Regions from separate parts of the Homo sapiens genome. Here region 1 is linked to region 2. Evidence: read pairs that join two places in POLR2A ChIA-PET (ENCODE). Cell type or tissue: OCI-LY7. All regions are shown on one strand. Region 1 has its middle 98 kb from the start of RASGEF1B. Region 2 has its middle 99 kb from the start of PRKG2.

Region 1 (4,000 bases), 59 kb after region 2:
CTTTGAATTTCTGTGGTATCAGTTGTAATGTCTCCTTTTTCATCTCTAATTTTGTTTTGGGTTTTCTCTCTTTTTTTCTTTGTTAGTCTGGCTAAAGGTTTGTCAATTTTGTTCACCTTTTTAAGAAACCAACTTTTCATTTTGTTGATTTTTGTACTGTTTTCTTCATTTCAAATTCATTTATTTCTGCTCTGATCTTTATTACTTATTTAAATCTACTAAGTTTTGGTTTGGTTTGCTCTTGCTTTTCCAGTTCTTTAAGAAATATTGATAAGCTATTTATTCAAAGTTTTTCTTCTTTTTTGATGTAGGTGCTTATAGCTATAAACTTCTGTCTTAGTATTGCCTTCATTGTATCCCATAGGTTTTGGTATGTTGTGTTTCCATTATCATTTGTTTCAAGAAATTTTTCAATTTCCTTTATAATTTCTTCATTGACCTACTGGTCATTCAGGTGCATATTGTTTAATTTCCATGTGTTTGTATAGTTTCAAAAATTCCTCCTGTTATTGACTTCTAGTTTTGTTCCACTGTGGTCAGAGAAGATGTTTGATATTATTTTAATTTTTTTAATGTTTTAAAATTTGTTTTGTGACCTAAAATATGGTGTGTCCTTGAGAATGCTTCATGCACTGAGATAAAGAATGTGTTTTCTGCAGCCATTGCATGAAATATTCTGTCATATTTATTAGGTCCATTTGGTCTATAGTGCAGATTAAGTCTGATTTTTTGTTGATTTTCTATCTGAAAGATATTTCCAATGCTAAAAGTGGGCTCTTGAAGTCTTCAGCTATTATTGTATTGGGACTTGTCTCTCTCTTTAGCTCTAATAATATTTTCTTTATATATCTTGATGCACCAGAATTGGGTGCATATATATTTACAATTGTTCTATCTTCCTTCCAAATTGACCCCTTTATCATTATACAATAACCTCTTTGTCTCTTTTCATAGTTGTTATCTTGAAATCTCTTTTGGTATGAGTATAGTGACTCCTATTCTTTTTTGGTTTCCATTGACATGGAGTATCTTTTTCCATCCCTTTACTTTCATTCTACGCATGTCTTTGTAGGTGAAGTGTGTTTCTTACATAAAAGCCATTCTAACTGGAGTGAGATGACATCTTGTGGTAGTTTTAGATTTGCATTTCTCTGATGATCAGTAATGTTGAGCTCCTTTTCATATAACCGCTGTCCATTGGTGTGTCTTCTTTTGGAAAATATCTATTCATATCTTTCACCCGTTTTAAAATCAGATTATTAGATACATGTCTATATAGTTGTTTGAGCTCCTTATATATTCTAATTATTAATCCCTTGTAAGATGGGTAGTTTGCAAATATTTTCTCCCATTCAGTGGGTCATCTCTTCCTTTTGTTGATTGTCTCCTTTGCTGTGCAGAAGCTTTTTAACTTGATGTGATACCACTTGTCTATTTTTGCTTTGGTCACCTGTGCTTGTGATCTTAGACCCAGATCACTGGGTCTTGTTTATTTATCCATTCAATCACTTTACTGTATTTTTATTGGAGAATTTAGTCCATTTGCATTCAATGTTATTATTGATAAGTATGGACTTACTCCTGCCATTTTGTTATTTGTTTTCTGATTATTCTGTGGTATTCTTTTCCTTCCCTTCTATCTTTCTTTTAGCAAAGGTGATTTTCTCTGGTGGTATAATTTAATTTCTTGCTTTTTACTTTTTGTGTATTTGTTGTATGTTTTCTGATGTGAAGTTACTATGAGGCTTGCAAATACTATCTTATAGCTCATTATTTGAAACTGAAGAAAACACCGAATAAACAAGCAAAGAGAAAACTAATAAAAACTGTACATGTTAACCTCATCCCCTCATTTTTGAACTTTTTGTTGTTTCTATTTATTTCTTAATATACTATGTCTTGAACAGTTGTACTTATATTTCTGATTGGTTCATTGTTTAGTCTTTCTATTTAAGATAAGGGTAGTTTACACACCACAGTTACAATGTTATAATATTCTGTGTTTTTATGGGTACATACTATTACCAGTGAGTTTTGCACTTTCAGATGCTTTCTTGTTGTTCATTAACATCCTTTTCTTTTTGATTGAAGTACTCACTTTAGAATTTATTGCAAGATAGGCCTGGTGTTAATGAAATCCCTCAACTTCTGTTTGTTTGGAAAGTATTTCTCCTTCAGGTTTGAAGGATATTTTTCACTAGCTTTTTCACTAGGTATACTGTTCTAGGGTAAGCTTTTTTTTCTTCAGCACTTTAAATATGTCATGCTACTCTCTTCTGGCCTGTAAGGTTTCCGGTGAAAAGTCTCCTGCCTGATGTATTGGAGCTCCATTGTATGTTATTTATTTATTTTCTCTTACTACTTTTAGGTTCCTTTCTTTACCTTTGACCTTTGGGAGTTTGATTATTAAATGATTTGAAATAGTCTTCTTTGGGTTAAATCTCCTGGTGTTCTATAACCTTCTTGTACTTCAATATTGATATATTTCTCTAGGTTTGGGAAGTTCTCTGTTATTATCAATTGAATAAACTTTCTACCCCTATATCTTTCTCTACTTCCTCTTTAAGGTTAATAACTCTTAGATTTGCCCTTTTGAGGCTGTTTCTAGATCTTGTAGGCATGCTTCATTCTTTTCTATTCTTTTTAATTTTTTTGTCTCCTCTGACTGTGTATTTTCAAATAGTTTATCTTCAATCTCACTAATCCTTTCTTCTGCTTTTTAATTCTACTATTAGGAGACTCTGATGCATTCTTCAGTATGTTCACTCCATTTTTCAAGTCCAGAGTTTCTGCTTGATTCTTTTTAATTATTTCAATCTCCTTGTTAAATTTACTTGATAGAATTCTGAATTCCTTCTCTGTTATCTTGAATTTCCTTGAGTTTCCTCAAAGCAGGTGTTTCGAATTCTCTGCCTGAAAGCTCACATATCTCTGTTTCTCCAGTATTGATCCCTTGTGCCTTATTTAGTTCATTTGGTGAGGTCATGTTTTCCTGGATGTTATTAATGCTTGTAGATGTTCCTCAGTGTCTGGACATTGAAAAGTTAGGAATTCATTGCAGTCTTCACAGTCTGGGCTTGTTTGTACCCATCTTTCTTGGGAAGGCTTTCCAGGTATTCAAAGAGTCTTAGGTGTTGTGATCTAACCTGTATCTGCATTAGAGGAACTCCAAGCCTAGTAATGCTGTGGTTTCTGCAGACTTATATAGGTACCATCTTGGTGGTCTTGGATAAGATACAAGAGAATTCTTTGGTTTACCAGGCAGAGACTCTTGTTCTCTTCCCTTAATTTCTTGCAAACAAGCAGAGTCTCTCTGCACTGAGCCACCTGGAGCTGGGACTAGGAGGACACAAGCACTCCTGTGTCCACCAGCACTGGGAATGCACTGAGTCAGACCTGAAGCCAGCATAGCACCGGGTCTCACCCAAGGCCCAGTGTAACCGCTACCTGGCTACCACCTATGTTCGCTTAAAGCCCTTGGGCTCTATAATCGGTAGGTGGCTGAGCCAGCCAGGCTGTGTTCTTCCCTTCAGAATGTCAAGATTCCCCAAGCCCTGGACAGGTCCAAAGATGCCATCCAGGAGCCAGAGACTGGAGTCAAAAACCCCAGGAATCTACCTGGTACTCTATTCTATTGCAGTGAAGCTGGCACTCAAGCCATGAGACAAGGTCCTTCCCACTCTTCCCTCCCTTTTTCATAGGCAGAGGGGCCCCCCACCATGGCCATCACCACCACCACAGACCCACAGCGGGTACTGCCAGGCTACTGCTGATGTTCCCTTAATGCCCAAGGGCTCTTTAGTCAGCTTATGGTGAATGCTGCCAGGCCTGGGACTCATCCTTCAGCGTAGTGGGCATTCTCTGGGCCCAGGGAAGGTCCAGAAATGCTGTCCAATAGCCAAGGCCTGGAATCAGGGACCCCAAGAGCCCATTTGGTGCCCTACTGCATTGTGGCTGAGCTGGTACCTGGAGCCAGCACATCTCAGAGTGCCAACCAAGG
Region 2 (4,000 bases):
CCATCTGACAACTGAATGCAGCAGCAAGAAGCAAGGGCAGCGGTGGACTCAACCACTATTCTGGTTTGCTTTGTACTTGGCATTTGGAAGCAGTGCTAACCCCAGCCCCCCTTCCCAAATTAATCAAACCCTCAAGGTTGTGGAAAATTAGTGTTGTGGAAAAGGAATTAACAGTGATTCTGGACTTTCTGTTAATAAGAAAAGTGGTCCTCTCGAACAATTATTTGGAAAAATACAAGAAGTGCAACCATAGTTTTTCCCCAGATCTATGAAGCAAGTAGAAACAATTCCACAGGGCTCAGGCATCACATTGAGACAAATAGGTGCAGGTGATCAGCCACAGTTAGTCTTAGACTTGCCAAGTGACTTCTGCTAAGCTTTGTACAATTGAAGGGAGAGGATCCAGAAAGCACATGTATCCAGTGTCTACACCAGGAAAAAAAAATGCACCCCTTGAAGAATCTTCAACATGAATTTTGGCATCCTTAATGCCCAAAGTAGCTTTCCGTAACTGAATGTTTATTAAGTATCCTGGAGAAGCCATTGTTTTCCTTAAAAATATCTGGTGGCCTATGCCCATCCAAAGTGCTTAATTAGTGATTATTAAAACTGTAAACATATTGTGTACTTGTTATTTCCCTCCCACACATCTTGTAAAACTGCCACCAAAGACAAGGTCCACTATAATATTCAACATTCTTGGGTGAAAAATTCTCTTCTAGTTAATGCTAAAAGGAAAAAAAAAATGGCAAGGAAACACACTTTTCTTTATATTCTGGTATGCACTCATTCATTCATCCGTCCTTTCTATTATTTCAATTATTCGTTTAAACTACGAACTATGTGACAGTCATTTGCTGTGTGATGGAGATACAAAGATGTGTGGAATGCATCTCTAACCTCTAGAGATGCCCAGTTAAAGTGGAAGAGGAAAATATGCACATAATATGTTAACAGGATGCTGTAGATTGTATGGGCTTATAATGGAGGAAGTATTTAACCTGGAGGTAAAAGAAGACTTGTAAAGGAGGCAATGTATGAGATGAATCTTGAAGAGTGAGAGAGAAGCAGGCATCAAGATGGGTCCCAGCTTTCAGACTTGGCATGCATGAATCCTGGTGCCAGTAACTAAGATAAAGAAAGAACAAAGGAAGACTCATTTCTGGGAGACCATAAAGAGTTCCGTTTTAGAATTGTACCTTGATACTGCTGCCTTGGTTTTGATCACAGTGTGGCATAGTTGACTGGCACCTGCTTTCAGTTAAGCTGAACCAGGTTCATATCCTGGCTCTACCACTTACTAATGACATTACCATGGGCAAAGTTCTTAAATTCTCAGAGCCATGATTTTCTCATCTATAAAACAGAATTAATGATACATACTTCTTAGGTTTCAAGGATTAAAATGTACAATACTAGCTAAATTGATAATCCTTTTAATAATCCTTTAAAATAACCTCTTGGCCAGGTGCAGTGGCTCACGCCTGTAATCCCAGCACTTTCAGAGGCTGAGGCAGGCAGATCACCTGAGGTCGGGAGTTCGAGACCAGCCTGGCCAACATGGAGAAACACCATCTCTACTAAAAATACAAAAATTATCCAGGCATGGTGGTGCATGCCTGTAATCCTAGCTACTCGGGAGGCTGAGGCAGGAGAATTGCTTGAACCTGGAGGTGGAGGTTATGGTGAGCTGAGATCATGCCATTGCACTCCAGCCTGGGCAACGAGAGCGAAACTCCATCTCAAAAAAAAAAAAAACCTCTTGAGTCCAGTGTGGACCCAAACTGAATCTATTTTGCTTCTCTTCTTGGTCTTGGTCTTTGCTAATGAGTGGTGCACTTCTTTCTGTTGACTACTCTGACCTTTATGCCAAGCTGGCTGGTTTCCTGGTGCCCCGCCTTTTTTCTGTCTAGAGTTGAATCTCCTTATTCCCAGCATGTTTCATAGCCAGTGTTGAGAAGTATATACTATCTCACTGTTGTCTTTAAGCCTTGAGGGAGTGAATAAATAAAAATAAAAGTACATGTTATCTCTGCTGTTCAAATATCTGTCACCTGTTGGAACTACACCTTGCTGATGGATAGGGTGTTTACAGCTATGAACTTTGTCCTAACTTCCTTCATTCGTCAATCCTCCATCATCCAAGAGGAGTAATGTCACCCCCCCAGTCTTGGAGTGAAGCCAGGGTACACAGTAATGTCGTTCTGCTGGACTGCTCACGTGCATTGGAGGGTGACAGCTGGATCCCAGACAGCTGTTGTGTGACTAGCTGAAGTGAGATAATCATGAGCTGGGAGGAAAGAGGAAATGCTTTCAGGATTCACTGAAGCACAACTTCAAGAAACACAGAAAAACTGGAGCCAATTAGGAAACTCAGGATGACAAGCAGCTATCAGGAACCAACTTTTTAAACAAAAGCATCAGGCTAAGAAACAGTCACAAACAGCAAAATATCTTTCAGATAGACGTGGCCAGTGGTAATTAAAGCACATTTCCTGTGTGCTCAGTTTAGCAAGGACTGCCGAACCATTGAGGATATTTTTGGCTACATGCTCATCCAGATTTCAATGCCTTCTATTTGAAGAGGGATGATCAGATGTCTTTCCCCTAATCTATCTGTTTTGCAGGGCATACAGAAGTAGGGCCTTCCAGCCATTCTTTAGGCAGATAAAAAGACTTTAGCAGCTAGAAGAGAAAGAAACATAGCACATGAGGTTAGTAAGCCAGATAGTTGGGTCAAACAGTGAATGATCTGACAGACTGACACTGAGAGGTTCAGTATGTTGTGGCAATGAGTCAGAGCTGGATTCAAATCCCAACTCTGCAACAATGTGAGGATTTGCCTCCCGGTCATTAAAATGGAGAGAAAGTAGCTCTCATGGCTATCTAAACATTATAAGAAATAATACATAGTGTGCTCATAACAGATACTTTAAAAACAATTAGTTCTCTACTTTCTTCTTTATGTGCTAAGGGAAAACAGTCAGATATAGAAGTGGGACTTCAGTTATGCCCTTAGCTATGCCATCTATGACTTTCTCTTGTTCAGAGTTTCCTTTCTGATTAAAGAAATGAACACGATGTTGTCATAACCTAATTTTGGTATTCTGTTTATAAGTTAACTAGTAAATATTGCAATTACTTTACCATCTATTTCCCTCTGTGAGGACATAAACTTGCATAATGCTCTCATTTATGGTATACAGTTTTTTTTTAAAGTAAGCTCCAAGTTGAATTTTCCAGCTTGATGTCAGAAAGGGGGAAGGAACATGAACAGGTAAGGTTCTGAGGGCTTCCCCAACCAGAGCAGCCTTACTTTGAAATATTTCATGTATTGGCCTTTCCATAAGGTTTTTCTACATATAAAGGATCCCATAGCTGAATAATTAAGTTCAAAAGTCATTCTTCTATAATATGTATGTTCAGGAGAAGACTTGGATAAAAAATCATTAATTTTACACCTTGGGTGAATTAACATGGCCTCCCCTCTCATTTAGTCTATGCAGGGCCAGAAATTGATACATAGTATGGAAACAGTTCTCTGTCCCTACTAGAAATATTTCTGTAGTGAACTAGCCCCTGAAAAGACACAGGGAATAGAAAACATTTCAAGGATACTGAGTTGGGGTTCCCAAGACCACCCTCAGGTTTGATGATTCCCTACGAGGACTCACAGGACTCAACCTATAGTGATCCTCGTAGTCATGACTTATTACAGGTAAAAGACACTAAGCCTAATCAACCCGGGAAAAAGATTCAAGCGGCAAAGTCCGGAGGAAACGAGGAGCAGGCTTTCAAGAGTCTTCTTCCAGAGGAGCCACATAGGATGGGCTTAATTCTCCCAGCAACGAGTTGTGACAGCACGTGAGAAATGTTAGCCCAGAACAAGTACCAGTTGCCAACTCTGTGTTAGTTGGATTTGTGCTATCACAGGGTATGTTCTCAGGGAATTTTCTCCACATATATTCAAGTAAGCTTTGACTTTATGTGTTCAATATTC

Evidence for each region. ChIA-PET counts read pairs that join two places held together with the same protein. Peaks named below come from ENCODE experiments on the same cell type or tissue, not always from the same donor. Only the 100,000 strongest peaks of a DNase experiment are listed, where the experiment ranks them.
Region 1: POLR2A ChIA-PET joins it to region 2 with 5 read pairs; 2 of 35 experiments call an interaction of 5 or more read pairs at or near these places.

Annotation. Positions count from the first base shown.
Region 1 is chr4:81,371,431-81,375,430 of GRCh38, forward strand. No RefSeq gene overlaps it. Among named protein-coding and RNA genes, the nearest start is that of RASGEF1B, 98 kb to the right of the region's middle. RefSeq lists an enhancer at 3,859-4,000. In OCI-LY7, a CTCF peak has its summit at 1,129; no DNase peak of the experiment used is centred here.
Region 2 is chr4:81,312,511-81,316,510 of GRCh38, forward strand. No RefSeq gene overlaps it. Among named protein-coding and RNA genes, the nearest start is that of PRKG2, 99 kb to the left of the region's middle. In OCI-LY7, no CTCF peak of the experiment used is centred here; a DNase peak (open chromatin) is centred at 2,251; H3K4me3 peaks cover 972 bases; H3K27ac peaks cover 889 bases.